Regions from separate parts of the Homo sapiens genome. Here all the other regions are linked to region 1. The links are chromatin loops, found by intact Hi-C in ENCODE. Cell type or tissue: heart right ventricle. All regions are shown on one strand. Links, peaks and the distances in the headings refer to the core of each region. The heading gives the core; the rest is flanking DNA. Region 1 holds the start of LOC124901657 (a long non-coding RNA gene). Region 2 has its middle 48 kb from the start of ZNF680. Region 3 overlaps LOC124901658 (a long non-coding RNA gene). Region 4 has its middle 71 kb from the start of ZNF680.

The links. Peaks named below come from ENCODE experiments on the same cell type or tissue, not always from the same donor. Only the 100,000 strongest peaks of a DNase experiment are listed, where the experiment ranks them.
Region 2: a loop joins it to region 1, with 2.2 times the contacts of the local background. A loop is called at or near these places in 9 of 110 quality-filtered maps.
Region 3: it touches region 1 in a loop (3-fold over the local background); 6 of 110 quality-filtered maps call a loop at or near these places.
Region 4: a loop joins it to region 1, with 4 times the contacts of the local background. A loop is called at or near these places in 4 of 110 quality-filtered maps.

Annotation. Positions count from the first base shown.
Region 1 is chr7:64,565,131-64,573,018 of GRCh38, forward strand. It overlaps LOC124901657 (a long non-coding RNA gene), which reads left to right and starts at 3,545. Exons shown (of 2, transcript XR_007060357.1): 1 at 3,545-3,838; 2 at 7,752-7,888. It also overlaps the pseudogene LOC100133092 and the pseudogene LOC100129293. In heart right ventricle, for the core only: a CTCF peak has its summit at 4,384; no DNase peak of the experiment used is centred there; H3K4me3 peaks cover 1,508 bases.
Region 2 is chr7:64,511,589-64,519,476 of GRCh38, forward strand. It overlaps a transcript of ZNF680 not described here. Among named protein-coding and RNA genes, the nearest start is that of ZNF680, 48 kb to the right of the region's middle. In heart right ventricle, for the core only: no CTCF peak of the experiment used is centred there; no DNase peak of the experiment used is centred there; H3K27ac peaks cover 696 bases.
Region 3 is chr7:64,460,283-64,468,170 of GRCh38, forward strand. It overlaps LOC124901658 (a long non-coding RNA gene), which reads right to left. Exons shown (of 2, transcript XR_007060358.1): 2 at 2,399-2,960. Among named protein-coding and RNA genes, the nearest start is that of ZNF680, 99 kb to the right of the region's middle. RefSeq lists a silencer at 2,401-2,556. In heart right ventricle, for the core only: no CTCF peak of the experiment used is centred there; a DNase peak (open chromatin) is centred at 3,569; H3K4me3 peaks cover 1,063 bases; H3K27ac peaks cover 441 bases.
Region 4 is chr7:64,488,554-64,496,441 of GRCh38, forward strand. No RefSeq gene overlaps it. Among named protein-coding and RNA genes, the nearest start is that of ZNF680, 71 kb to the right of the region's middle. In heart right ventricle, for the core only: no CTCF peak of the experiment used is centred there; no DNase peak of the experiment used is centred there.

The DNA.
Region 1 (7,888 bases), core at 1,437-6,436:
AATAATATTCTTCAAATTCAGTAAATGTAAAAAAAATTAGAAATCAAGTAGAAGTAATCATCAGGTAATTCGCAGTAGAAAACTCTAAGACACTAACATTTTAGACATTACTCTAAACAGTGTTTATTATACAGAGTAATCCAAAGTTAAAATATATCATTTACTTTTGTGTAAGACTAAAAGAAGCAAGGATTTATCTTTTGAGGCGTTATAGTTATATTTGACTTTTCTTGTTTTGCATGAAAAGAATTTTAAATTTTCAAAATATGAATGTTGAGGTAATTTAACTCTCAAATCACTTGATGTTATGCCTTCATTTGTAGCATTTATAGAAAAGCATTTGATCAATTGTTGGCTGCATTAAAACTATGAAAAATGCTTCTATGTTAGATTTGCTTTATTTATTTATTTATGAGATGGAGTCTTGCTCAGTCACCCAGGCTGGCGTGCAGTGGAGTAATCTAGACTCACTGCAACCTCTGCCTCCCAGATTCAAGCAATTCTCCTGCCTCAGCCCCCCGAGTAGCTGGGGCCACAAGCGCACACCACCATGCCCAGATAATTTTTGTATTTTCAGTACAGATTGGGTTTCACTATGTTGGCTAGGCTGGTCTTGAACTCCTGACCTCAGGTGATCCACCTGCCTCGGCCTCCCAAAGTGCTGGGATTACAGGTGTGAATCACCACGCCTGGCCTCATTTTTTTTTTTTTTTTTTTTTTGAGATGGAGTTTCGCTCTTGTCACCCAGGCTGGAGTGCAATCGCGCCATCTCAGCTCACTGCAACCTCCGCCTCCTGGGTTCAAGCGATTCTCCTGCTTCAGCCTCCTGAGTAGCTGGGATTACAGGCACCTGCCACCACGCCCGGCTAATTTTTCTATTTTTACTAGAGACAGGGTTTCACTACATTAGCCAGGCTTGTCTCAAACTCCTGACCTCAGGTGATCCACCAGCCTCAGCCTCCCAAAATGGTGGGATTACAGGCGTGAGCCACCATGCCCAGCCTCTCATATACTTTTTTATGGAGGATTATAGATACTGAAATTTAAGATGCAAGGAGAAAATTTAAGTGTAGACTCTCTTTGTGATTGACTCTATGGTAAGTCATAATACCCACAAAATGCATGAGGGAAATGTTTAGAGTCATAGTCTACTGCATTATAGTCAGAAAAATTTGAAGTTTAAAGAAGTAAATTGGTTTTACCAATTGCACATTAAGACAATAAAATACAGTTAATTCTAAGATGCTTGTTTTATTTTTTGCTTCAGTGAAAACTCAAACTTAATTGACAGTATTTTCAAAATTTCAGTCAAATTTTCAATGTGACATCATCTGTGTGTGTGTGTGTGTGTGTGTGTGTGTCTTCTTTTTTTTTTTTTTTTTTTTTTGGCGGAGTCTCACTCTGTCACCCAGGCTGGAGTGTGGTGGCACGATCTCGGCTCACTGCTACCTCCGCCTCACGGGTTTAAGCAATTCTCTGCCTCAGCCTCCCAAGTAGCTGGGATTACAGATGCTCGCCACCAAGCTGGGCTAATTTTTGTATTTTTAGTAGAGACTGGGTTTCACCATCTTGACCAGGCTGGTCTTGAACTCTTGACCTCGTGATCTACCCGCCTTGGTCCCCCAAAGTGCTGGGATTACAGGCGTGAGCCACTGCGACCAACCACTTCATCTTCTTTTTAATTTATGGCTGCCCATCTCCTGCTTCTATAATCTTAGCACGCTTCAGATTAGGTGGAGTCTTCTCTTTTACATCAGGGCCATCTTTGCACTTACTCCCAGTCTTTTCCAGATGCAATTTCCGGCAATCAGCTTCCAATTTACGTTGCTCAATCACAGGTGTTTATTCTTTCTCTTGTCCAGGTTTAATATCCTAATTCTCAGTTAGTGTTCTTTTTTTTTTTTTTTTTTGAGATTGAGTTTTGCTCTTGTTGCCCAGGCTGGAGTGCAATGGCATAATCTCAGCCCACTACAACCTCCGTCTACTGGGTTCAAGCAATTCTCCTGCCTCAGCCTCCCAAGTAGCTGGGATTACAGGCATGCACCACCACACCCGGATAATTTTTTTTTTATATTTTTAGTAGAGACAGGGTTTCTCTATGTTGGTCAGGCTGGTCTCGAACTCCTTACCTCAGGTGATCCACCCACCTCGGCCTCCCAAAGTGCTGGGATTACAGGCGTGAGCCACCACACCAACCAGTGGTTTCTTTTATTGAGATTCACGGTGCTTCTGGGAAGCCATGAATGCAACCAAATCAGATTCCTCTTGACCATCTCCTCTTCCTCTGAATCTTGATCTTACACATGCACTCATCACTGCAACTAGAAGACAGTGAACTGAAGACCACCAAGTCTCAGTCTCAGGTGAAAGAGTCTCAACCATTGGAATGCAAGCCACATCTAGCCTGTGTGAACATAATTTTTTTTTTTTTTTTGAGATGGAGTCTCCCTCTGTCGCCCAGGCTGGAGTGCAGTGGCGCAATCTCGGCTCACTGCAAGCTCTGCCTCCCGGGTTCCCACCATTCTCCTGCCTCAGCCTCCTGAGTAGCTGGGACTACAGGTGCCCGCCACCACGCCCGGCTAATTTTTTGTATTTTTAGTAGAGACGAGGTTTCACCGTGTTAGCCAGGATGGTCTCTATCCCCTGACCTCGTGATCTGCCCGTCTCGGCCTCCCAAAGTGCTGGGATTACAGGTGTGAGCCACCGCACCTGGCCGTGAACATAATTTTTTTTTTTTTTTTTGGAAAAAGGCATTTATTGGTGTGGTGGTCTCAACAATCCCCATGAATTGGAACACACAGCCCCCAGGGCCTCCCACCCCCTCCCTAGAATCCCTCCCCAGTCCCACCCCATCCCCTGGACCCTGGGAATGGAAGACAACGTGGGATGGGGCCCATGCCCCCGTCTGAGGTACAGTCACTGAGCCTTGCCCTCTCCTCTTCTCCACCAGACTCTGAGTGGTGTGGTTTGGGGTGGGTGTTTATATAGAGGGTCTCGTGGGAGTCGGAGTTGGTGACATGGCATCTTTATCTGGGCTCAGGATGTCTGTGTGATGCCTCTCTGTCCCCCACTTTGTGTGGTGTGGTGTACCAGGGCGGAGTATTCCTACAATCAGAGCTGAGGCTGCAGCCTCTCAGCGTCCCTTCCTGACAACAGATGCCTACCCAGGGGGAAATACAGCTAGTCACCAGCTACAGGACAGCTGGAGCCAGGGGGCTATTGCTGGTCACAGTCGCTGGTGTGTGTGTGTGTGGTGTGTCTGAGTGTGTGTGAGGGCGGTCAGGTAGCCTTTGGGAAGTACAGTTGGTGGAGAGGCCAGGAAGTGATAGACCAGCAAGCCCACACCTGTGGGCCAGCTGCAAAGGCCCCAGGGGCAGCTGGCTGGTTCCGCAGGTGGGGAAATCAAGGCCAAGGGGAGTGGTGGCAGGGGTAAGGCAAAGCACTGAAACAGACAGGTGACTCCTGCCACCAGTCTGACAGTTGGATGGAAGCACCGATTGGCCCAAGAGGGGGCCAGAAAATCCAGGGTGGGTAGGGACAGGAAAAGTGGGAAGGTCTCAGGCCACTGAGCCAGCGATGGAGCCTCTGGCTACAGGAAGCTGGTGGTTGACAGCAGGGAAGCCCAGAACCCAGATGGAGGTCCCCCACTTACTCGCAAAGGCTGAATGACAGCTTGACAGGTGAGTGCGATGCCCCTCCCCACTCCCAACCTGCCAGGAGTTGTCCTTTCGACAGGGGGAGGGGTCAGTGTGCCTGCATATATTGGGGAAGCAGGGAGCCTGGTAAGCCTCTCTTCACAGCTTCCACTGCAGAGCCTCATACCTACCTCCAGCCAGAGGTGAGAGGCAGTAGGGTTGGGGACAGTGGACATGGGGGTTTCGGGGGTGGGAGGACGGTTGAGTCCCTTCCCCCAGCCCACCCACACACACACACACAGAGACACAGACACCTACACACGCATGCAGGCTTACACTCACACACCCACACCCACACAAGCCTGTTGACAGCCTGAGCTAAGAGAGAGGGGTATGGGGTGGCGGGAGTGGGTCACAATCGGAAACGTGAACGGGTAGCGAGAATGGCTGTAGAAAGATACATAATTTTGCGTTACCCCTCACAGTGATGGGTTCTCTAAAGATCTTTCTTCCTCTGCCTCCTCCTCTTTCTCCTCTTCTCTTCTTCCTTGGTGGCCGAGAGCCCTTCTGCCCCCACGAGACCCAGGGCTCTTGCTCCCCCTTTTCTCTCACTCTTGGCCTGAGGCCCCCTGCAGGGGGAGGCGAGCTCCACTGGGTTGCGCCTACATTCTCCACCACAGCCAGCCCAGGGCGGAGAGGAGGGCCAGGGGCCCTGGGGGCCTCGGGGCTGAGTTCTCCAGGGATCCTGGGCACAGGAGCCGCATGGAGGCGCTGGACGCTCCCAGCCGGTTGGCGGCGCAACACGTATAGTTGCCGTAATGCCGGGCGCTCATGTTGGCAAAGAGAAGCATCGAGCGAGTGCGCTCCATCTGCACCTTCAGGCCCTCGGCCGTGCCGCTGCTCAGTAGTCTGTCATCCTTATACCACTGGAAATCCGCGGGGGAAACCGCCATGGCTTCGCAGCGCAGTAGGCGGCCCGGCCCAGCGCGGTGCGGGCGCTGGTCACGTCCGTGATGGTCGGAGGATAGTTGACTGTGACCAGCACGCGGCGGCTGTCGGGCGCCGAGTTAACCCCGTTGTGAGTCACGCACTCATACTCCCCGGCCTGGCCCCGCAGGATGTCAGAGATCTCCAGGATCTCTCCCTCCGAGGTGAAGCCGTCTCGGAGCTGTCTCCAGGTGACCGTGGGCTCTGGCCGCCCCACGGCCAGGCAAAGCAGGTTCACATTACCTCCCTCATTCACCATCACAGGCGACGAGATGTTCACAACGCGGGCAGGGACGTGGACAATGAGGTAGACCTGAGTGGTGTACGGCTGGTGGCGGGTCTGGAAGGAGCAGGTGTAGAGGCCCTCGTCGCCGAGCCCCACCTCGGTGACGAGGATGGAGAACTCCTCGGGGGTGTTGATGAGCAGCCGCACCCGCGGGTCCCTGGTCCTGCGGTCGTTGCCGGCGTACAGGATGTTGGAGCGGTTCAGCCAGGCCACGCGGGTCACATGCTCGTCCATGAAGCAGCTGAGGGTGGCGTTGTCACCTTCACACACTGTGTAGTTGTCGGCAGGAGAGTTGAACTCCAGCCTCTGGGAGAGCAGCCCCCGGCTGATGACGGCCAAGCCGGCCAGGGCGGCGGCGGCGAGAAGCCGGAGCCGGGCCCCGGGCGCAGCGGGGGGCATCGCGGCAGAGGCGGCACGGAGGGGGAGGGGAAAGGGGGGGCCGGTCCGGGGCGCGCGAGGCCTGGGGGGAGAGGGGCAAGGGGGAGGGGGAAGGGGGAGGGGGACCCCGCCTGCGGCTGCACCGGCCCGGGGTCGGGGGAGGGGGCTGGGGGGCGCGATCCATAATTTTTAAAATCAAACAAAAGTGGCTTTAGTGTGTTTAAATTGTTGTGCATTGAATGAAGTATATCCTGTCACCATCTGTAACCTATCCCACCTTAATCAAGGCTGCAGGTAACAAATGGTAATAATACATTATTGGGTAACATAGTAAAATGACATCTCTAGTAATCCCTTTTCCCAGTGCCTTTAAACTTCAAATAATTTGAAGAATGTTGTTCTCATAGATAACAACTTTATTTTTTCTATTATTTTTGTAGCTACAGGGCTATAATCTTAGTTATTATAAACACTTATTCAGAAGGATTTAATCATTCTTGGATCTTTCAAAGTTGAAAATACTTTAGTATATTTATGCTGATTGGAACCATTTACAATTAACATGTAATAAAGCATAAAGTCATTATCCAATTTTTCTAATTAATTAGCTTGTAGCAGATGACCATAAGAAATATTTATTTAATTCTGTTATGGCAATTGCTAATTGCCATAGTACATAGTACCATAGTAAACTGAACCTAACTGGATATATAAATAGACTGTAACCCATTCTTGTACCAACTACTGTGTTTATGCCAATAAAAGGACATCAACTTTTCGAACTATGTTCAAATAAGACATATCTCAAGCTGTAATCAATCTGGCTGTTTCTGTACCTCACTTTCTTTTTCTGTATGTTACTTTGCTGTTTCTGTCTATAAATCTTTTTTTACTATGTGGCTGTGTTGAAGTCTGAGCCTACTCTGGGCCCACAGATTGCCTGATTTGCAAATAATACTTTGCTCAATTAAACTCTGTAAAATTTAATTTCTCTAAAAGCTTTTTTCTTTGAAACGTTTTCAAATTTTTTTCTATGAAAAAAATAAGTAATGTGTTGTTGGACTTTGATTTCTAAACTCATCTCTCAGCTGTTTTCTCCACATTATTCTATGTCTTTTTTTTTTTTTTGAGATGGAGTCTCACTCTGTCGCCCAGGCTGGAGTACAGTGGCGCAATCTCGGCTCACTGCAAACTCCACCTCCTGGGTTCACGCCATTCTCCTGCCTCAGCCTCCCGAGTAGTTGGGACTACAGGCCCCCACCACCACACCCGGCTAATTTTTTGTATTTTTAGTAGAGACGGGGTTTCACCATCTTAGCCAGGATGGTCTTGATCTCCTGACCTTGTGATCTACCCGCCTCGGCCTCCCAAAGTACTGGGATTACAGGCATGAGCCACCACACCAGGCCAATTAATTTATTTGTTTTGAGACAGAGTTTTGCTCTTGTTGCCCAGGCTGGAGTGCAATGGTACGATCTCGGCTCACTGCAACCTCTGCCTCCCAGGTTCAAGCGATTCTCCTGCCCCAGCCTCCTGAGTAGTTGGGATTACGAACATGTGCCAACACTCCCAGCTAATTTTCTATTTTTAGTAGAGATGGGGTTTCTCCATGTTGGTCAGGCTGGTCTCAAACTCCCGACCTCAGGTGATCTGCCCACCTCAGCCTCCAAAAGTGCTGGGATTACAGTCGTGAGCCACCACGCCCAGCTATTTTATTTTCTTTTGAGACAAGGTCTCACTCCATCACCCAGGCTAAAGTGCAGTGGTGTAACCAATCATGGCTCACTGCAGTCTTAACCTTCCAGGCTCAAGCAGTCCTCCTGCCCCAGCCACCCGAGTAGCTGGGAATACAGGCATGCATTGTCATGCCTGGATAATGTCTTTTTCATGGAGACAGGATCTTACTATGTTACCCAGGCTGCACTTTAACTCCTGATATCAAATAATTCTCTCATCTCAGCCTGCCAAAGTGCTACGATTACAGGTATGAGCCACCATGTGCTTATGCAATTTATTGAGATTATTTCCAATAATAAACAGTACTATTTGGGCACAAATCTAAAAGGAATCTGGCTTCTATTTTAGAAGTGTTACTCTCCAGGATTTAGAGCCCTAGAGAGTGAGTCTCAGCCCAGTCACTTAATAGCTGTGGGTGTTTGGGCAATTTCTTGATGTGGAAGAGTTCTATAAGCCACATATATCCAAAAACAAAGCAAAACAAAACAAAAAGCTGAAAAACAGAATGATTCTGATTGCACAAATGGTAGCAATTTTTTGTTCTCCCTGTTCCATGCTCATTGCCAGGTGCTTTTACAGGTGTTCCCATGGAGATCCAGAATCTGTTTTCCAAACCCCAGATCTGGCTGGCCTTATTTGTTCGGGGTGGTAGACACCTGTGAACATGACAGTGTGCTAGTTTGAGGCCTAGGCTCAAGTGGTTTTAAATGCTTCTAATTGTTTTTTAGAATGCTGCCATCTCCATGAAAAAAGCCCATGTTCGCCAGCTGGAGGATAAGATACAACAGGGAGGAGAAGCAAGGTGCCCCTTGTTGACAATCCCAGAAGCAGAAGCTCATGCCCAGAAGCACAGCTGCCTAGTTGA
Region 2 (7,888 bases), core at 1,409-6,408, 54 kb before region 1:
AACAAACAAAAAAAAACCTTGCCCTTGCCCAAACCCAGACACTTTCTTTAAAAAAAACCCTCTAAAAAAACCTAAACATAATTGTAAACAGGTAGTGGTGCAAACTAGGAAAAAAATGGTAAAATTACTGTTTATATTCTCTGTGAAGTTTTAATTAATAAAAAAAAAAATTCTTAAAAAGCATTATTGGCTAGGCACAGCAGCTCATGCCTGTAATCCCAGCACTTTGGGAGGCCAAGGCAGGCAGATCACCTGAGGTCAGTAGTTTGAGACCAGCCTGGCCAACATGGTGAAACCCCGTCTCTACTAAAAATACAAAAATTAGCCGGGCATGGTGGTGGGCACCTGTAATCCCAGCTACTCGGGAGGCTGAGGCAGGAGAATCACTTGACCCTGGGAGGCGGAGGTTGCAGTGAGCCAAGATCGTGCCATTGCACTTCAGCCCAGAAGACAAGAGCAAGACTTGGTCTCCAAAAAAAAAAAAGCACTATTAAAAATAAATATCCAAGCCATAAATATATTTTAAAAGGTTTCATGTTTTTCTCTTCATAAATCTTTTCTAAAAAAAGTTTCTTAAGGGGCTGGGCACAGTGGCTCATGCCTGTAATCCCAGCACTTTGGGAGGTCAAGGCAGGTGGATCACAAGGTCAAGAGATCGAGATCATCCTGGCCAAGATGGTGAAACCCCTTCTCTACTAAAAAAAAAATACAAAAATTAGCTGGGCTTGGTGGCGTGCGCCTGTAGTCCCAGCTACTCAGGAGGCTGAGGCAGGAAAATCGTTTGAACCCGGGAGGCAGAGGTTGCAGTGAGCCAAGATCGCACCATTGCACTCCAGCCTGGGCAACAAGAGCAAAACTCCGTCTCCAGCAAAAAAAAAAAAAAAAAAAAAAAATTTCTTCTCAGTCAACTAAATGACTTTTCTCCACTGTGCCTTGCCATTCTTGGTCCATTCATAAAAGGTCCTAAAATAATTTCTGGTGGCCCAAAACTTCTTAAAAACAAGAACACCACAAATCTCATTTAAAAAAAATTTTTCTCATAAAATCCCTAAAAACTGTATTCCTAGCCCTGTAAATAAAAACTGTATTTCTAGCCTTGTTCCTAAAGGGCTTTACCCAGAGGCCAATAATCCAGTTAAAAACTGGCAAGTAAAAAATCTTGTAACTACTAAATCTTTTTTTTTTCTGTGTGGTTATACATGTGTTGTGTGTGTAATGTCTATTTAAAAAAGCTCTAATTAAAAATAAGTGCTTAAATCAATTTTTTTAAAATGAAGGCTGTGGTACCTTTCAGTTTATGTAACTTTAATCTTTAAAAAATAAAATCAGCCTTAAAACTTATTAATAAAGTATAAATGTCTTCAAAATGTAAATAGGTAATCAAAATTATTCTGGCCAAATATTAAATTTGCTAAATGTTTTAAGGTTGTAAACTGCTCCTTTGGCCTTTAAAAACTGTTCTATTTGCCTGCTTCACAATGAGTAAGGCCAAAAAGCGTATGTGCCCCTAACTATGCTAAAAAAAGTCAAAATTCATCTGCACCTAGAACATAACTAAAACAATTTACCAGGTTTTACATTCAAGTTAAAAATTGCTGAAAGTTATCATTATAACATATAATTAAAACTACTAAAAAAAATTTACATGCAAGGTATGCAAAAGCAGTAAAATGTGTTTTTAGTAAAATCTTTTTTAAAAGTACGTTTTGCCTAAAAATAAAAAAAGTCTTAAAGCAAAAGCTTTAAGCAAATTGTAAAAAAAAAAGAATTGTAAAAATTAATCTTGCAAAAAAATTCTGTATGTAAACATATCAACTAAAATTCAAAAGGATATTATATAGTTTTTCAAATTAAGCATTAAAATACAAACACAAGGTTTTATTAAAGCACTAATCAACTCTTAGCAAAATTTGTAAAGGGTTATAAAAGGTTTATAAAACTCTCACCTCATGGTCTAATTAGTTAAAATTGAAGAAAATTGTTTATAAGGTTTCATTAAAATTGGGGTTAACATTAACAGTATGCAAAAGTAAAATTTAGCTTTCTTTCTTTTAATTAAAAATTTTTTTTTTTTTAAGATAGATTCTCGCTCTGTCACCCAGGCTGGAGTGCAGTGGCGTGATCTCAGCTCACTGCAACCTCTGCCTCCTGGGTTCAAGCTATTCTCCTGCCTCAGCCTCCTGGGTAGCTGGGACTACAGGTGCTTGCCACCACACCCAGCTACTTTTTTTATTTTTAGTAGAGACGGGATTTCACCATGTTGGCTAGGATGGTCTTGATTTCCTGACCTCATGATCCACCCTCCTAGGCCTCCCAAAGTGCTGGGATTACAGGCGTGAGCCACCACACCTGGCCAATCAAAATTTTTATGTAATAATAAGAGCTAGTAAAAGGTTTTGCTTTTTCAAATTTTAAATCATCATTTTAGCAAAACAAATAACTTACGGTAATTTAAAATTTTATTTCAGAATATCAAGTGTTTTAAACCTCCAACATCTTCAACAAACTTCACAAGATCAAATTTCAGTTTCAAAGTTGTCTTTTCTAATGTCTAGCTCTTGAGTTCTGCAAGGGGCTCCTGGGGCATCCAAAACAGAGGTTAACAAAATTATTTAACAAGTTTAGGTATATAAAATTGCCAAATTAATATCTAATCTTCTTCAGGTTATATTTTAGTAAGTATCATTAACATATGTTCCAAAACCATATAAAATATCTAAGATTCTAATGTCTAAATGTGCACCATCAATCACAATTAAGGTTATGTTATTATAAGCCACAAAAATAACCACATTTCTTTGTCAATTGTGCTGCTAACTGTAACCACCCTAAACATTTTGTCATTTATAAACAATTGTTATTTTAATTTTCTTCAAAAAATGGTTTACAATTAGCTGTAAAACTTTAACAAATGTTCTCCAATGCAGGTTTCTCATAACAAAACAAAACTCATAAATAGCTCATAATAAAAAAATTCTATAATAATAAAACTCATAATAAAAACTCATATTTATAAATGTCAATAAAATAAACTCACCACTCATTAATAAAACTCATAATAAAAACTTATAATATTTATAAATATCAAGCAAAACAAAAGTTAACAAAATAAACTAAACTAATAAAAAACAAAAGCAATGTTTTTAACTTTTGCTTAAACCATTGCTAATCTTGGCTGGGTGTGGTGGCTCATGCCTATAATCCCAGCACTTTGGGAGGCCATGGCAGATGGATCACCTGAGGTCGGGAATTCAAGACCATCCTGACCAACATGGAGAAACCCAGTTTCTACTAAAAATACAAAATTAGCCGGGCGTGGTCGCGCATGCTTGTAATCCCAGCTACTTGGGAGGTTGAGGCAGGAGAATCGCTTGAACCCAGGAGGCGGAGGTTGCAGTGAGCCAAGATCGCGCCATTGCACTCCAGCCTGGGCAACAAGAGCAAAACTCTGTCACACACACACACACACACACACACACACACACAGACACACCCACACACAAATTGCTAATCTTTATTTTGCTTTTCAAAGTAAGTAAGAATTTCTTAAAACCTTTTAACAAGCAAGGTACACTCCTGTAAATAAAATTTAAAATGCATTTCTTTCTCTCAGCCTAGCTCCTCTAAAATCTAAAAACTAGTTAAATTATTCTTGACTTACAACAATATAGTTGTTTGCATCAGTGCAACACACACACATACACACACACATAAATGTGCACCTCTTCCAAAAACCCTTAAACTAGCACCCCCCCCTAAAAAATCCTAGCTACTGTTCCCTACACAATGCCCCTTTCAAGCAAAAAGCAGTCCAAAAAAATCCAATGCCTAATCTCTATAAAAATAGTTAGGGTTTCCACTCCTGAGTGGAGACTGAAAGAAGTTTGCTTGCCTTAGGTAAATAGCAACAGAAAGGTCTCTGAAAAGTCCCCAGCCCATGAGTCATTGCCTCCACCCCATATAATGTAAAATGCAGCCTGGAAAAAAAAATTCAAGCTGCAGGCACCAATAAAAAAACAGGCACAAAGTATTGTGCCTAAAAACATGCCCACAACTGCACAAATAAAAAAACCCTCCAGCCTATTTACATAAAAACTTGCACAAACCTCTAGCTCACTCAAATAAAAAACAAGGCCTGGTATAAAATGCCTTTATCCTTTATATAATCAGAGGGCTCCACAAAAAGTTTCTTCTCCTTTTGTGGGCATAAACACAGTGGGCTCCAGTGGGCACTCACCTTTATTTAAACTATACAGCGGCTCCTATAAATCATCATTTCAGACCCTAATTGGTCCCAGGCCAAGGTCCCAGGCCAAGCTTTCACTTCAGCTTCTAATAGGTCCTGGGCCAAGCTAAGCAGCATCTATATATCATCATTTCAGCTTCTAATTGGTCCTGGGCCAAGATCTCAGCCCAAGCTTTCTAATTAGTCCCAGGCCAAGCTAAGTCACAAGATCTCCAAAACAGCCCACAAACTAAGCACATTTCTTTTTATTCCTAGTCCATAATAACCCTGAACCCCAGCCTCACAGGGGGAACTCCTACTCAGAAACCCCTCTCTGCTAGCAAAAAGCTTTCTTCTTTTGCTTATTAAACTTTCACTCCAACCTCACTTTTGTGTTCGTACTTTTTAATTTTCATAAAAATAAAACAAAAAACTCTAAGTGTTATCTCAAACAAAAGAAAACCTGTTAAATCTTGTTGCATTGCTAAAACTACATAGAACTACTCTAGGAATATACCAGGAAAGGCAGGATAATTCACAGTCCCTTTAAAGGAAGCAAATAGCTCCTGTAGGACCTGGGAGACAGCCCAAATATTCTGAGTGCCCAAACTGTAAAAATGGAAAATGGGGCTTTATAAGCTCCCAAATTTATAAAACAATAACTATTAGACCTAAGAAATTAAATAGACAGAAACATAATAATAGTGGGGGACTTCAATACTCCACTGACAGTACTAGACAGGTCATCAAGATAGAAAGTCAATAAAGAAAAAACGGATTTAAACTACACCCTGGAACAAATGGGCTTAACAGCTGTTTACAGAACATTCTAGCCAAAAACCACAAACTATGCATTTTATTAATCAGGACGTGAAACTTTCTCCAAGACAGAACATATGATAGGCCAAAAAACAAGTCTCAATAAATTTAAGAAAATTGAAATGATATCAAGTACTTTCTCTGACCACAGTGGAATAAAATTGAAAGTTAACAACAAAAACCTTTAAAACCATTCAAATACATGGAAATTAAATAAACTGCTTCTGAATGATCATTGGGTCAGCAATAAAATCAAGACAAAAAATATTTAAAAATTTTAATGGAATGATATAGTGACAAAACCTATCAAAACCTCTGAGATACAGCAAAGGCCGTGCTAAGAGGAAAGTCCATAGCTTTAAATGTCTACATCAAAAAGTCTGAAAGAGCACAATATACTAAGGTCACACCTCAAGGAACTAGAGAAACAAGAACAAACCAAACCCAAACCCAGCAGAAGAAAGGAAACAACCTAGCTCAGTGCAGAACTAAATAAGATTAAAAAGAAAAAAAGACAAATGAAACATAAACCTGGTTTTTTAAAGGATAAATAACATTGATGGACCATTAGCAAGATTAAGAAAAAAAGAGAGAATATTCAATTAAGCTTAATTAGAAACAAAACAGGAAATATTACAACTGACATCACAGAAATACAAAAGATCATTCAAGGCTACTATGAACACCTTTACACACATAAACACAAAAATCTAGAGGAGATAAATTAATTCCTGCAAATGTACAACCCTCCTAGCTTAAATCGGGAAAAATCAGAAACCCTGAACAGACCAATAACAAGCAGTGAGATTAAAATCGTAATTTAAAAAATTAACAACAAAAGAAGTCCAAGACCAGACAGACTCACAGCAGAATTCTACCCAACATTAAAAGGAAAATTGGTACCAATCCTATTGACACTATTCCACACGACACGGTAAGAGGGAACCTCCATAATTCATTGTATGAAGCCAGCATCACCCTAATACCAAAACCAGAAAAGGACATAGCCAAAAAAGAAGACTACAGACTGACCTAATGAACACAGAGGCTAAAATCCTTTAAAAAAAAAAATCTAACTGAATCCAACAACATATCAAAAAGGTAATCCACTATGATCAAGTGGGTTTTGTATCAGGGATGCAGGGATGATTTAACATATACAAGTCAATAAATGTGATACACCAATAAACAGAATTATGAACAATGATCATCTCAATAAACACAGAAAAAGCATTTGACACAATCCGGCATTCCTTTATAATTAAAACCCTCAGCAAAATCTGCATACAAAGGACATATCTCAATGTAATAAAAGCCATCTATGTCAAACACACAGCCTACATAACACTGAACAGGGTAAAGTTGAAAGCATTCTCTCTGAAAACAGGAACAACACCAGGATGTGTACTTTCACCATTTTTATTTAACATAGCACTGAAGTCCTAGCCAGAGCACTCAAATAGGAGAAAGAAATAAAGGGCATCCAAAGAGGAATTTAAGCTGTCACTATTTGTTGATGATATGATTGTATACCTAAAGAACCATAAAGACTCCTCCAAAAATCTCCCAGAACTGACAAGTGAATTCAGCAAAATTTCTAGATACAAAATTTATGTACACAAATCAGTCACTCTGCTATACACCAACAGTGACTGGGTTGAGAATTAAATCAAGAATGCAACTTTTTTTTACAATAGCTGGAAAAAAAATACTTAAAAATATACCTAAACAATGACATGAAAGACCTCTACAAGGAAAACCACAAAACACTGCTAAAAGAAATCACGGACGACACAAACGAATGGAAACACATCCCATACTCATGGATTGGTAGAATCACTATTGTGAAAATGACTACATTGCCAAAAGCAATCTAGAAATACAATGTAGCTCCCATCAAAATAGCAACATCATTCTTCACAGAATGAGAAAAGACAATCCTAAAGTTTACATAACTTTATACTATAAAGCCATAGTCACAAAAACAGCATGGTACTGATATAAAAATAGGCATATAGACCAATGGAACAGAATAGAGAACCCAGAAATAAAACCAAATACTTACAGCCAACAGATTTTTGACAAAGCAAACAAAAACATGAAGTGGGGAAAGGAAACCCTATTGAACAAATAATGGAGGGATGTTTAGCAAGCCACATGTAGAAGAATAAAACTGGAAACTCATCTCACAACTTATACAAAAATAAACTCAAGATAGACATAAGACATAAATCTAAGACCTAAAACAGTAAAAATTCTAGAAGATAACATTGGAAAAACGTTTCTAGACATTTGCTTAGGCAAAGACTTCATGAATAAGAACCCAAAAGTAAATGCAACGAAAACAAATATAAACAGATGGGGCTTAATTAAACTACAAAGCTTCTGCAGAGCAAAAATAATCAGCAGAGTTAACAGACAACCCACAGAGTGAGATAAAATATTCACAATCTATACATCTGTCAAAGGACTAAGATCCAGAATCTACAAAAAACTCATATAAACCAGCAAGAAATAAAAACAATCTCATTTAAAAGTAGGCTAAGGATATGAATAGACAATTCTCAAAAGAAGATATACGAATGGCCAAGAAACATATGGAAACTTGCTCAACATCTCTAATTATCAGAGTAATGCAAATGAAAATCACAATATGATACCACCTCACTCCTGCAAGAATGGCCATAATTAAAAAATAAAAAAATATAGTGTTGGTGGGGATGTGGTGCAAAGGGAACAATTTTACACTTCTGGTGTGAATGTAAATTAGCACCATTATGAAAAATAGTGTGGAGATTTTTTTAAAGAACTAAAAGTTGATCTATCATTTGATCTAGCAATCCC
Region 3 (7,888 bases), core at 1,409-6,408, 100 kb before region 1:
AAGCCCATTCCTTTGGCCTTGGCTTTCCAGACAGCATTATCTTATAACTGTCCTTGAAGTGAGCTGCTAAGCAGAGGAACAGTTATTGTTTTCTTTTTAACCCTTGCCTTGCCTGTTACTTTTCTTAGAGTGAATGAACGCATATTTATTTTTAAATTTCTGCCTCATTACCATCAGCACTAGAAACTCCAAGATGCCTCAAGCTTAAAGTAAAAGCCCTAGAGTACATTGGCTCTTCCCATGTTCTGTGCTGGGTCTAGAATATGCTGGTAAATATTAGAGTTTCTATAGTTATTAAATTTAAAAAACAAAACTGGCTGGGTGCGGTGGCTCACGCCTGTAATCCCAGCACCTTGGGAGGCTGAGGTGGGTGGATCACAAGGTCAGGAGATCAAGACCAGCCTGGCTAACATGGTGAAACCCTGCTTCTACTAAAAATACAAAAAATTAGCCAGCCATGGTGGCACACACCTGTAGTCCCAACTACTTGGGAGGCTGAGGCAGGAGAATCGCTTGAACTTGGGAGGTGGAGGTTGCAGTGAGCCGAGATTGCACACTGCCCTCCAGCCTGCGTGACAGAATGAGACTCCATCTCAAAAACAAAAAAAAACAAAAAAAAACAACAAAAAAAACTAAACTAAAACTATATACTTTTGATATGATTTAGTTAAGTTTATGACAAAGAGAGCATTTGAAACACTTTCATTTTTCTATAATGTTTTTAAAAATATGTTTTTAAATTGATGCATAAAATCTGTATTTATCCATAAAACATGATGTTTTAAAGTATATATACATTGTCAATGCTTAATTCTAGGTAATTAACAAATGCTTTATCTCACATCATTGACACTTTTGCGACAAGAGCATATAAAATTGACTGTCCTAGCATTTTTTAAAAATGCAATATATCATTACTAACTATAGTCACTATTCTGTACAATAGTCCTTTTGAACTTATTTTTCCTAGCCAACTGTAATTATATATCTTTTCACAGACATCTCCACATACATTTCTTTCTTCTAATTACATTAGAATCTGGTAACCACCACAAAACTCTCTACTTTAATAACATCAAGTTGTTTAGATAAGTGAACAACAGTGAAATGATGAGGTGTTAATCTTTCTGTGCTTGACTTACTTTAACAAATATAATTTCCTCTAGGTTCATCCATATGATTGCAAATGACAGGATTTTCTTATTTTGTGTATATACATATACACAAAATATGTATATACACAATATATATAAATATATATACTATAAATATAACCTGAAATATACATATATATTATATATATGTTTATATAAAAAATACATACAAACAAAAAATATATACCACATTGTCTTTATTCACTTATTGGATGATAGACACTTAGACTGATTCTATACTATGAATCTGTGAAGAGTTCTGCAATAAATATAGTAGTGCAGATTTCTCTTCAACATACGTATTTTATTTGTTTTGGGATTTAGACCCAATAGTGCAATTGCAGCATCATATGATAGTACTATGTTAATCTTTTTGAGAAATCTTCATTCTGTTTTTTATAATGGCTTTACTGATTTATATTCACACCAACAGTGTTTAAGCATTCTCTTTCCCCTATTTACTAATACTTGTTATCTTTTTCTTTTTAATAAGAGTCATTCTAGCAAGAGTGAATTGATATCTTATCAATGTTTTGGCTTGCCTTTCCCTGAAGATAACTGACATTGAACCTTTTTTTTAAAGATATGTTTGTCATGTGTATGTCCTTTTTTGAAAAATGTCTATTTTGGCCTTTTGCTCATTTTTAATAGTTGTCTTCTTTGTTGTATAGTCATTTGAGTTTCTTATATATTTTTGATATTTAACCTCTTGTCAGATGTAAAATTTGGAAATATTTTCTCACACATTTTAGTTGTCTTATTATTCTCTTGATTGCAAATGCTGATGTGTAATAGCTTTTTAATTTGAAATAATCTGATTTATCTATGTTTACATTTGTTCTCTAGGATTTTGAGGTTAAATCCAAAACATCATTGCCCGGACTCATGTTATAAAGCTTTAACAATATTTTTTCTTGTAGAAGTTTCAGAGTTTCAAGTCTTAAATTCAAGTTTCTAATTCATTTTAGATGAGTTCTATACATGGTATGAGATGAGGGTCTTATTTTATTGTTTTCATGTGGATATAAAGTTTTCCCAACATCATTTATTGAAGAGACTCTCTTTTTTTAATAACTTGTCACCTTCATCTAAAATCAATTAATTGTAAATGCATGGATTTACTTCTGGTCTCTCTATTCTGCTTCATTAACCTATGAGTTAATTTTTAAGCCAGTACCATACAGTTTTGGCTACTATACCTTTGCAGGATATTTTGAAGTCTGGTAGGGGAATGTTCTCAGCTGTGGGTTTGTTTTTTTTTTTATTTTTTTTTATTGCATAGTGAGAGTCTTTTCTAGTACCGTATAAATTTTGGAATTGTTTTTAAATGTTTCTGTGAAGAAAGTCATTGGTTTTTGATAAAGGTTGTATTATATCTGCAGATCATTTTGTGTAATACAGACATTTAACAATATTAATTATGCCAATTTACAAATAAATATCTTTGCAAGTATTTGTGTATTATTTAGTTTCTTACTTCAACAGTCTTTAGCTTACAATGTAGAGATCTTTAGTTTATAACTTAGGAATAAAATAATCACAGGTACACCAACAGGTGGGCCAGCAATGATGTACCTGTGATTATTTTATTCCTGCTGCCCTCTGCTTTTTACATGGACAGTATCTGTTCCACCCTCGGAACTGAAGAGAGATGTTGGTAGGGAGAGGCTCTTCCTTCACCTCTGGCGGAAAAGATTTTTTCAGGATCTTCATCCCCTGTCGTCGAAGCTACACTTTAATGTAGCAGCTATTGACCAAGTGTGGCTACTGAGTGCCTGGTATGTGGCTGGTCTGAACTGCGATGTTCTAGAAAGGTAAAATACAGAGTTAGTTTCAAAGATTTATTTCCATATATATATATACACTTTATTAGTAATAAATATTTCTTACATATTGAAATGATAATATTTTGAATATAGTGAGTTAATTAAATTGCTACAATCAATTCCACCTGTTTCTTCTTTTTTTAAAGTTTGGCTACCAGAAAATGTAAAATTCACATGTGGCTCACATTTTATTTCAGAGGATTGCCTCCGTTTTAAAATCCCAGGCTGCCTGCTCAACAACCAGAAGCCAGGAAGGTCATAAAATCTGAATTTGTTAAATAATGGTTATTATATTCTTTGCATTTGTGAATAGCCATATAATATATTATTTATAAATGCATATGACCTTATACGCATGGTTAAATGCAAATGCCCTCTGGGGCGGGACTGGCTCAGCTCAGGAAAAAGCCCTGCCTGAAAAGGCGGCAGCTTAGGTTTCACTCTGTCTTCATTCAGCCCAGCATCTGAGCACATCTTCCGCTACTCAGGGCCTGAGTGGGTGGGGCCCTAAACATTATCCAATCAGGATCGCTGGGCTAGGAACCGTCCAATCAGGCACGTAGCTGGAGCGGACAGGACGGCTTCCGGGATTTGGCGCGGCCTTTGTCTCGCTACCATTGGAGCTCCAGGTCTTCTCTTCGCTTTTCTGTGTCCTCTGCTCCTAGAGGCCCAACCTCTGTGTCCCTGTGACCTGTAGGTATTGGGAGATCCACAGCTAAGACGCCAGGACCCCCTGGAAGCCTAGAAGTGGTGAGAGTGACGGGTCCGACATCCCGAGAGAGAGGGAGGGGGCTGGTTGGAACCGGTAGGAAGTGGCTGTGGCGGGACTCGGGCCTCCCCGAAGTCGGCTCCAAATTCCACGGACCTCCCCCGTCCCCACTGAGTTCTCCTTGGCTCAGCTCGGCCCTCAGCCCCCTTTAGCCATAAGATGGCGGCCCGGCTCACAGCAGTGACCCCGGGCGTCCTGTCTCCTCCCTGCGCAGTGACTGTGCCCTGGCCTGGAGTCCTCTCTGGGCAGCTCTGCACCTACAGCGCCGCATCCCTCCCCGATTGTGCAGGGACCGCGAGAAGGTAGTCGGGAGAATCCTGACTCGGGGTGCGGGGTTTATGAATGGGAAGAGCTTTGATCCGTGGGGTTCCCAGTCACTCTTTTCTCCTGTAAAGTATTTATGGGAGTAACCAGAAAAATATTAAAGAATTTAATCAAAGAGTGATTCAAAAATTGTAGAGCACCAAGCTATGGTTTCTAGTTTATGTTCCATCAGGTGGACTTAAAGAAAAGTCATTTTAGGCCAGGCGCGGTGGCTTACGCCTGTAATCCCAGCATTTTGGGAGACCAAGGCGGGTGGATCACCTGAGGTCAAGAGTTCGAGACCAGCCTGACTAACATGGTGAAACCCTGTCTCAACTAAAAATACAAAAATTAGACGGAGGTGGTGGCAGGCGCCTGTAATCCCAGCTACTCAGGGGGCCGAGGCAGGAGAATCCCTTGAACCCGGGAGGCGGAGGTTGCAGTAAGCCGAGATCACGCCATCGCACTGCAGCCTGGGAGACAAGAGCGAGACTTCATTTCAAAAAAAAAAAAAGTCATTTTAAGGTGCATGATGAAGAAAATCAGTGGTTAGGTACAGTTACGTAGTTTCTCAACTTGTATGATCGAGGTGAAAATTTCCTGATAATGTAATCAGCGGTTAATTGGCAGTTTATAGTTGCCTAAATTTTGCTTTCTCCAATATAGTAATTGACAAAAAAATGCACTTGAGTTAGATTTTTGTTTTTTTAAGTAGGAATCCAGGGGCTAGAGCCACCTCAGTCTAATTGCCTGCCATTTAATTATGTTCACACTCCACAGGGGACAGATTTTACCCTGCATTTTTCACATGTGTCCCAAACAGGGTCTCAAGTCTACCCCCCACCCCCTAATCCTTCAGTCTAACTCTGGCTTGCAGTAAAATACTAAATTTCCAGTTCCTTGTGACATTCCCAAATGCCAACTTCCCCTCCCTAATTTGCATGATCAACTATTTGTTCTTTAGTATACATTTTTGATACTGCATTTTAATTAATCATTATTAATCATTATGACAAAGTATTGGATGGCACTTTTTAAAACATTTGTTTTCTGTTTGTAAATATTTCCCATAAGAAGAAAGTTCCACAGACACTGTATTGTAAAAAAGTCTGTGCCTCTTTTTCTTTTATCTTCCCTAGGCACAGAGATCTTGTCAGAATGTTTTTGGGTCATGGTTTCCCTTTGGAAACTATGGGGTGATGTGTTCTCAGCCATCATTTACTTTTTTACTGGTCCTGGGTTTCAGTACTGTCTGGGGATGAACCAAGATACCCACCATGGCTGTCTGCTATAATGTCTAGTGACTCTCAGGTCCTGGGTCATTTTCTCCAATAGGAAAACTGGAGGTATGGAGTGTAGCCTCTTGAAAGAGCAGATGGATGCCCTAGGGCTGAGAGGAATCTCCTGGTATACTATTTTTTTTGAAAAGTTAACCCCGTGAGACATTAAGATTGTCTTCAAGCCAGATTCCATTTCTTGTAGACACATTGCTGGTCAGATAATCAGATGCTGGTATTGAGGGGAAAACACAGAAATAATTTTTGCTCCCTGGATTCTGTATAGGGGCAGAAAAATTGTGAAAGAAATACAACAGAGGAAAAATTGTGAAAGAAGTACAACAGAGGAAAAATAGTGAAAGACAAATAGTGAAAAATTTGTGAAAGAAAAAATAGTATTCCAAAAAAACAAACAAAAACTGACCCCAGTGAGATGGTTCAATAACTTAACCCCAGGTGCAAAGTAAAATGCACCTGGGGCACGCACTGGGGCATAGTGCAATGTCTCCTGAGAGACAGGTTATTGAGCACTTAAGTGAGCAGGATGGGGGGTGAGAATCTCTTAAGCGATTGGATGGCCTGACTTGACACATGAGTCAGGCACATCTGTTTTTTAATCAGCACTGCCACACCATAAATTTGTCACTGTGAAAATATTTGTTTACTTATTTTGACCTCAGTTATTTTATTTTATTTTTTTAACCAAGACCGAGTCTTGCTCTATTGCCCAGGCTAGAGTGCAGTGGTGCGCTCTCAGCTCACAGCAACCTCCACCTCCTGGGTTCAAGCGATTCTTCTGCCTCAGCCTCCGGAGTAGCTGGGATTACAGGCGCACACCACCACGCCCAGCTAATTTTTGTATTTTTAGTAGAGACTGGGTTTCACCATGTTGGCCAGGTTGGTGTCAAACTCCTGACCTCAGGTGTTCCACCCGCCTCAGCCTCCCAAAGTGCTGGGATTACAAGCGTGAACCATGGTACCCAGCCTGACCTCAGTTTTTAAACTGTAAATTGCATTTTATTAAGTAGGGCTTGACAGGTAGAAAAAAATAATTAAAAAGGACATAAAAGAGGTGGGTTAAAAAAATTAATATGTAATCATATATTCCATTTGTTAATAATTCTCATTTACTTTTTTCTTTCCCAGAGTGAGTTTAACAATTTTCTCAGGTGTATTTTTTATGGCTGAGTGATTTCAAACAGAATTTCAAGGCTTAGCTTTTAGATTACTAGCTACCAAGGAAAATTATAGGGAAAATCACTCTTTTATTTTGGTTTTAGAAAATGAATACATTTCCACAAGAAAATGTTGTAGCTAATTGGTGAGTTACATAGATTCATGAAAACATCAGTTTCTTTTTTTGCAGGGTAAGTTTGTGACACTATCTCTGTTCTAGATCCCATTATTTTGATTTCTGAGTTTCTTTTTTTTTTTTTTTTTTTTTTGAGACGGAGTCTTGCTTGTTGCCCAGGCTGGAGTGCAGTGGCACAATCTCAGCTCACTGCAAGCTCCACCTCCCGGGTTCACGCCATTCTCCTGCCTCAGCCTCCCAAGTAGCTGGGACTACAGGCGCCCGCCACCACGCCTGGCTAATTTTTTATATATTTTTTTAGTAGAGACGGGGTTTCACCGTGTTAGCCAGGATGGTCTCGATCTCCTGACCTCGTGATCCGCCCGCCTCAGCCTCCCAAAGTGCTGGGATTACAGGCGTGAGCCACCACACCCGGCCTGATTTCTGAGTTTCATGCTAAATTTTATGAGGTGAAACTTGGTACCACTTAGAAGTGTTCCCATATGACTAGTTGTTTACTACATGATTATTAATGGAAATAATAAAATAATACATTTATTATCTGAAAGGAATAAATACTTTTACTTTTCTTATTGAAGTGTGAAGTGTAAGCAGCGTATAAATTCCTTTCCTTACAGTAACACCATGTTTGAGTAATTGTGCTGGATTTTTCAAACAGTTACTTTCAAAAACCAAGTGAATACCTTTGACATAGAAATCAAATCTTTAGCCTGGTGACTCCAAGCTAGGGCTAATATTGAGCCTGCAAAAGGATGTTATTAAAGGTCCAGTTAATTCTTTCTAGGGAGCCTCCCCTGCAGGTGTCCCAGCCTGTGCACCCCAGCCATGAAAGAATCCTTTATACTGAGGCTACAGAGCCCTAGAAAGCTGGGGACCCACAGGCAGATGCAGTTAAGGTTAAGAAGGAAGGAGATTGGGAGGGTTTTACTGAAGATGAAGTTGTTATTGTTTTGAGGCAGTTTCTAAACATTGTAAAATAAAGTTAGATTTATGTAAAAAATTTGAATACCAAACAAGCATTGCAACAGGAGGAAGTACCAACTATAAGATCTTTAAGGACTGCAAAGTCTAGGCAGACAAGGGCTTTCTTTCATAGGGAGGAGCAAACAAGATTAAAAAGGAGATGGGGGCTGGGCGCGGTGGCTCACGCCTGTAATCCCAGCAGGTTGGGAGGCTGAGACGGGCGGATCACAAGTCAGGAGATCGAGACCATCCTGGCTAACACGGTGAAACCCCATCTCTACTAA
Region 4 (7,888 bases), core at 1,518-6,517, 76 kb before region 1:
ATAATCCACCCCTTGTTTAGCATATCATCAAGAAATAACCATAAAAATGGACAACCAGCAGCCCTCAGGGCTGCTCTATGGAGTAGCCATTCTTTTATTCCTTTACCTTTTTAATAAACTTGCTTTCACTTTGCATTGCAGACTCTCCCTTAATCCTTTCTTGCGCAAGATCCAAGAACCCTGTTTCAGGATCTGGATCAGGACACCTTTCCTGTAACAGTTTTAAGCTCATGGTTTATTATATTAATCTCTCTCAATTTGTTCATCAGGATAGAATATTTGGAGAGGTGAAACTTCTGTACTTCCTCAGAGCACCCCTAGTCTTCCTGAATTGCATTTTCCTGCCTTTTCTTTCATTTCAGCCTAAGAGAATCCCTTTTAAGGTGTCCTGATCCTTTACAGTAGTAACAGACTGGGAGGGAAAGAGTTCTCAGACCAAGGGAGCTTAAAATCTTTCTACAGCTGACAGGTTTGAGAACTTAATTGCTTTAGCTGTAAGTGGGCACTCTTCTGCTTTTCTTTTTTTATCATAGTGTAGGATAATTGGTCAGCTAAGTTAACTAGTTTACTAGTTCTTACTGTGGCCCAGTTTGTTATGTGGCATTTTACAAGGCTGGCTAAATCATCATCTACTCCATTTAAGAAATTCACATTTAATAATGTATCATTTTATTGTTTTCAAAGCAATCAGCTCACATCCCACAATATTGTCTTAAAAGTTTTATCAAAATGTGTGAAATAATCTAAAACTGATTTATTTGGGTTCTGGTGGCATTGTTGGATTTTTTTCCAATCCACAACCCTTTGGAACACTGAAGGAATAACATTTAACAGAGCAATCGCTCATTCCCATGCATCTTTACACCTGTCTTCTGGATTTTGGGGGCTGGTTGTTGTGGCTCTATTGGACCTTCAGGGGCTAAATCAGCTATAGGGTCTGACCATTGTGCTTTTTTCCAGCCATTCGTTATCTTTAGCTTCTGAGACCAACATGTGAACTAGCAGATAAAGGTCTGAATGACCTGGGTCATAGGTTCTGATAATGAGCTCAAATTCTTGGGTACACCTGATTGGAACTTTATGGGAGTCAGGACTTTTTTTTTTTTTTTGAGATGGAGTCTTACTCTATAGCCCAAGCGGGAGTGCAGTGGAGCGATCTCAGCTCACTGCCACCTCCACCTCCTGGGCTCAAGCGATTCTCATGCCTCAGCCTCCTGAGCAGCTGGGACTACAGGCACACGCCACCAAGCCCAGCTAATTTTTTGTATTTTAGTAGAGATAAGATTTCACCATGTTGCCCAGGGTGGTCTCGAACTCCCGAGCTCAGGTGATCCACCCACCTCAGCCTCCCAAAGTGCTGGGATTACAGGCATGAACCACCGCACCCTAGCAGGAATTTTTTAAATTATGCTTCATAATTCAGTCTTTGACCAAGGTTAGTAGAAAATAACCTGGGTTCCCCTACCTGTTACTTTTTGTTCCTGAAATGGGGCAATCATGAGAGATGGTCCTTCTTTTTTACATCTTCCAGATGAGACACTGCCATTGGGGCTTTAAGGGAACTGTCAGTGGGTGAGGCCTTTTTTAAGTCAGATTCTGGACTGCCTTCTGTTGAGCGAGTGTGAAAGGGCACAGGTCTGGTCTGGGAAGTTCAGAGAGGACAGGGTAGAGTGGTGCTGTAGGTGGAGGTGAGGGTGGTGCGAAGGGGGAAGTAAGGGATTTTGAGTGTTTTTTGAGAGACATAAGATTAGAGAGTTCCTGATTAGTAGTTCTAAGTTGCTTGTTCGCCTCCTGTAGGGAGGTGAGGCAGTCTTTGCCCCGTTTGCTACTCTCCAAATACCACTAAAAATAACTCTCCCATTCTGGCCGCTTAGATTTGTGCCTGAATTTTTCATCCTGGTTCACAGGTACACTAATTTAGGCATCTCAAAAGATCCCAATTTAGGCCATTGGAATTTAGAATCTGCTTTAGTTACAGTGGCCCACTTAGTTAAATGTTTGCATGATGATTTACCATAAGCATTTTGCATATACCCAGCGGAGTTTCCAAAGGCAGAACCTTATTTTCTGCAGCACGCGGGGTCTTAGAGGCCTTGTTCCCCATAATTTAGAGCTCCTCTTCAGATTTGATCAAGTAGGGACATGTGTCAAACCCAAAATGTGCTGCTTTCAGACCTAGCTTTTCAGGGCCGTTACCCCCTGAACCGGTTCAGTCCACCTGTGTCGAAGCTACTTGGCACAAATGTGTCAGGGGCTCAAGGTGCAGTAGGGTTTGGCTCGTTATATGCCCCTGCTAGATGAGATTGGATTCTAAATATGTTCTTCTGAAAGGGGAAACCTATTTAGAACATCTGCACGTTTTAGGGAGCATTTCTCCTAGACACCCTCACATGATTCCCAGTCATCTGAGAATGCCCCAAAAGGCTGAGGGGAGCAAGGTGCTGTATTTCTTCAGAGTGGAAGATTACAAACTCATGAGCTAGAGGGTTCAAAGTTGGTCAAATCTGATAAGGGAAAGGACCAAAACACACACATACACAACACACACACGCACCAAAAAACAAAAACAAAAACGTTAAGCATAACAACAATCACACAAAATATACAGTTTCTGAGTGCTCTAAGTGTAGGCAGGAAATTAACAACAGCTAGTTGTTAATGCTATTATGCTATTTCAGTCATTTAAAAGAATTTGCACCTGGGTGTGGTGGCTCATGCCTGTAATCCCAGCACTTTGGGAGGCTGAGGTGGGCAGATTACGAGGTCAAGAGATTGAGACCATCCTGGTCAACATGGTGAAACCCCGTCTCTACTAAAAATACAAAAATTAGGCCGGGTGCAGTGGCTTACGCCTGTAATCCCAGCACTTTGAGAGGCTGAGGCGGGCAGATCACAGGGTCGGGAGTTTGAGACCAGCTTGACCAACATGGTGAAACCCGTCTCTACTAAAAAAAAATACAAAAATTATCCGGGCATGGTGTTGTGTGCCTGTAATCCCAGCTACTCGGGAGGCTGAAGCAGGAGAATTGCTTGAACCTGGGAGGCGGAGGTTGCAGTTAGCCGAGATTGCACCACTGCACTCCAGGCTGGGCAACAGAGCGAGACTCCGTCTCAAAAAAAAAAAAAGAAAGAAAAATTAGCCAGGCGTGGTGGCATGCACCTGTAATTCCAGCTACTGGGGGGGTTGAGGCAGGAGAATCGCTTGAACCTGGGAGGCGGAGATTGCAGTGAGCCCGGATTGCCCCACTGCACTCAAGCCTGGGCAATAGAGTGAGACTCAGTCTCAAAAACAAGAACAACAACAACAACAAAAAAAAAAAAGGAAAGAGAACGAGAGAAAGAAGAATTTGCAAGGCAGAATCCCAAACCAGTTTCTTACCTACTTATGGGGCCCATGCTGGAGAAGACTCTCTGCCGATGCAGAAGCAAAAGAGTCTTTTTAACAGCAAATAAACCTCCGACCCCCAGCTGAAAAACGCGGAAAATCAGGGATCCCTGGAGAAAAGGGGTCCCAGACTTCCGTAAATTTCCTGTCGGTTCAGGCCATAAGGTGCCCAAGCCGGTACCAAGCACTGAAAGGTGAACTGCCACAAGCCAGGTAAGTCACTTTCAGTCAGGATCCCTCTGTGGTTACCAGATGTCAGTCGAAGTAAACAACGAAACACATCTCAGTCATTTTAGGAAATTTATTTGCCAAAGTTAAGGACACACCCAGGAGACAGGTCTATGCCTTTTTCTGAAGATGATTTTGAGGGCTCCAAATTTAAAGGGGAAAGGGTGGGATATTGAGAAGCACACAGTTTTTACATAAAAGGGGGCAGAAGAAAAATGTGGGGAATCTGCATTTTACATAACAGACAAAATGGGGTAGGAAAAAAATCAGATATGCATTTGTGTCCGGCGGGCCAGGGTGACTGCACCTGTAAAGATAAGCTATCAAGTTGCATTGCCATGGTGAAGTTTTAACATCTCACCAGGAATTTTCTTGTGTGCAAAATATGGGGGAGGTGTGTAGCCTTTCATCTTGTAACCATCTTATTTAGGAACCAAAAGGGGGAGACAGATTTGTGAGACCCAGTTTCCATGACTAAGATTATCTCAGGAGTACAGGATAAGTTGAACACTAAAATCTATACATGTATATAAAATAGGCACAGAAAAGAGCTCGGTAAAAGCCTTCCAGCAAACTAGAAATAAAAGATGTGATTTTATATTGTAAATATACAAGGTATCTAAAATAAACTACAGCAAATATACATAATAAACTATTAAAAGCTTGTTTTTTAATGTCATAAACATGATAATGATGCTGCTGTAAACATTTTTGTTAACTATTGCATCTGTGGTTCCAGTCAACAGATTAAAATGAGAAATGAGTTATACAATTATACTTGCAAAGAAGAATTAGTCAATAAACTAGTACCTAAACAATTGGTTCTACCTAGGTAGACTGGATACCTGAAAAGCAACTCACACAAAAAACTTGTTCACATAGATTAAGGAATTAAAACTTTTAGGAGAAAATACAGGAAAATATTATAACTGGGGTAAAAATTTTCTAAACATGGCACAAGATAAAAATAATGCATAAAAATATTTATAAATTAGACTATCAATTTTAAACTTGATTATTAATAATGTATAAAAACATGTTTTACTACAGATAATGCAAAGGCAAAGCAAAATTGGGAGAAAATATTTTTAAAAGACATACTACAAAAGATTGATATTTAAAAATATATATATTACAGACCGGCGCTGTGGCTTACACCTGTAATCCCAGCACTTTGGGAGGCTGAGGCGAGTGGATCACCTGAAATCAGGAGTTCAAGACCAGCTGGCCAACGTGTTGAAACCCCATCTCTACTAAAAATACAAAAAAATTAGCCAGGTGTGGTGGTGCGTGTCTGTAATCCCAGCTACTTGGGAGGCTGAGGCAGAAGAATCACTTGAACCCAGGAGGCTGAGGTTGCAGTGAGCCAAGATCACACCATTGCACTCCAGCCTGGGCAACAGGAGAGAAACTTCATCTCAAAAAAAAAAAAAGTTTTTTATATATATTTTTATATATATATATATAACTATTATTTATTAGACTATTATGAATAAGAAAAAGACATTAAATATAGGAGAGATGGCAAGTCTTAGATCTTATTAGATCAATAAACATGAAAAATTCCAACTTCATTAGTAACTATGAAAATGCTAATTAAAACTATAAATGATACACTTTTCTAATTCACCATTTTGTCAAAAATTATGTCTAGTAATTCTAAGTTGGTAAAAATATGGAGTAATTGGAATTCACAAATATCCACTGGCAATAAGATTGATTTATAAATTGATGTATATTTACACTATGCAGCAGTGAAAATGGACAACTACAGCTATGCTAAGCAACATGAAATAATAAAAAAATTATAAATAAAAAAGCAAGTCCCAAATATAAAATGGTAAAATGTATATAAACGCAAAAAACAGGCAACACTAAAATGTATATGGTTTATAGATAAAAATGCATAAATTAAAGAATAACACAAAATTCACATGGTGGTTACTTTGGGTAGGAGGTTAATAAGAGACTTCAGAGGTATCCACTTCTCAGGAGTGTGTGAGAGTTTCATGAAGCCAGCCTGAAAGTTTTATGAGAGTAGAGACCAATACTTTCTTTTCTTCATTTTATTTCCTAAGCCTAGCAAAAAGTATGGCACATTGTGTATGCTCAACACACATTTATTGGTTAAATGAATAAATGCATGCCCTTTGTAAACTGTCAAGGTATGCAAATTGAGACTTTATTATTAGTTACTATAGCTTAGTTAATAGAATCAAATAAAAGGTAATAAACTGTAGCATTCAGAAAGCACTATTAAAAGTTTAATGTTAACCCAGCACTGTTGGGTAAAATAAATTAAAATTTTTCTGTAATCCTAGCACTTTGGGAGGCCAAGCTGGGCGGATCACTTGAGGCCAGGAATTTGAGACCAGCCTGAACAACATTGCAAAACCCCATCTCTACTAAAAATACAAAAATTAGCCAGGCGTGGTGGCGCATGCCTGTAATCCCAGCTACTCAGGAGGCTGAAGCCTGAGAATTGCTTGAACCCGGGAGTCGGAGGTTGCAGTGAGCTGAGATCGCGACACTGTACACCAGGCTGGGCGACAGTGTGAGACTCCGTCTCCAAATTAAAAAAACAAAAAAAGTTTTTAAAGTTGTGACCATTATGATTACATGTAAATTGCCACATGAAGATGGAACATGAAATCTGACTTCAGGTGAGCATAATTTGAAAGGAAAAGGCAAAACAAGAGAAAAGAGTTAAAAAGGACGAAAACTTAATTGGGTCAGATCTGCAGGTTCTACCCTGTGCTGCTTTTTAGGAAAGTTGTCTCCTCTCCTGGCACAGAGGAAGGCTGGCTGGGGGAGCCTGGGCCCCTCTGTCCTCCCCGCGGTGACAGTGGCTGATGTTTGCTCAGGCATGAGGCGCGCCGCAATGCCCTGGGCCTGAGGCTGACGGGCCCCGCCCCTCCTCCTTCCCCTGGACTCTTCCACGATGTCTCTGTGCCCCTGTGCCTTCCTGTGCGTCCCTCTAATGAAAGGGGGCAGTGGCAGCATGAAGCTGGTGGCAGGAACTGGCTCCGCAGGCTGAGGAGGGCTCGCCCAGCTGTGGGAAATGCTCCACTTGACATCGGCTTTCTGTGCACCGATCTGGGCCTCGACCCAGGGTTAGAGCCGTGGCGTCCCTGGCCTGGGCGACCCCGGGGGCTGGCACTCCGGCTGCTGCTGCGGTTGCCGCTGTGCTTGGCTGGGCCGCGGCTGGGACTAGCGCCCACTAGACGTGCAGGAGCCACCCCGCAGGAGGGAGGAGGTGGTATCCATGTTCCCTGAAAAACAGGCTCTGCTGACAAATCTCAGACGCCAGGAACAGAAGAACCGAAAGAAACTGCAAGAGTTTGAGCCAAAAGGATGGACTGTTGGAGTAGCTGAGGGTGAAGCTGCCGGAACTCCTCAAAGTGGAACAGCAAAGCCAGCACCAGAGATGGACAAGAAAAACAAACTATCAACGAAAATTCGCAGAAATCAAAGTTAGATGCTAAAGCAGCGAAAAACCGTTCACGCCACGATAGAAACAGAGTTGATGATGGAGTCTGAGAAACGAATCTTAGGGAGAGAAAGGACAGCAGTGAACATGGTCAGGTGCTGAGGATTCTGGTCCACTGGACCCCACCATCCCTAGGATAGTAAATACCATCCCAGTCATCACCCAGCAAGTTACCACCACAGCATTTCCTGTGTGTTTCAAAAAAATAAATAAAGGTGATTCTTAACATAAGTGCAAATAAAAAGTCATTCATCATAATCTAAACTGTCATAGTTTAGTTTACATTTTAACGTTCTTTATCGTGCTAAAACCTTTGGTTTTTTAAATTTAATTTAATTTGGGATGGAGTTGTTGCCCTACTGCCCTGGCTGGACTGCAGTGACGCGATCTCGGCTCACTGCAACCTCGCCTCTCGGGTTCAAGCGATTCTCCTGCCTCAGCCTTCCGAGTAGGTGGGATTACTGGTGCCTGCCACCACTCCCAGCTAATTTTTGTACTTTTAGTAGACACAGGGTTTCATCATGTTGGCCAGGCTGGTCTCAAACTACTGACCTCAAGTGATCCGCCTGCCTCGGCCTTCCAAAGTGTTGGGCTTACAGGCATGAGCCACCATGGCCAGACAAACATTGTTTTTTAAAGTGGCAGCCACAATTTTTGTCTGTCTGGATATATTTTGGACTTTTGTATATTAAATATAACGTAAAATAGAAACTTTATTATGTTTTAGGTAATCTAACATTGATGTACACAAACAAACTTTACAGATTACTGTAGGATTCAGTAAA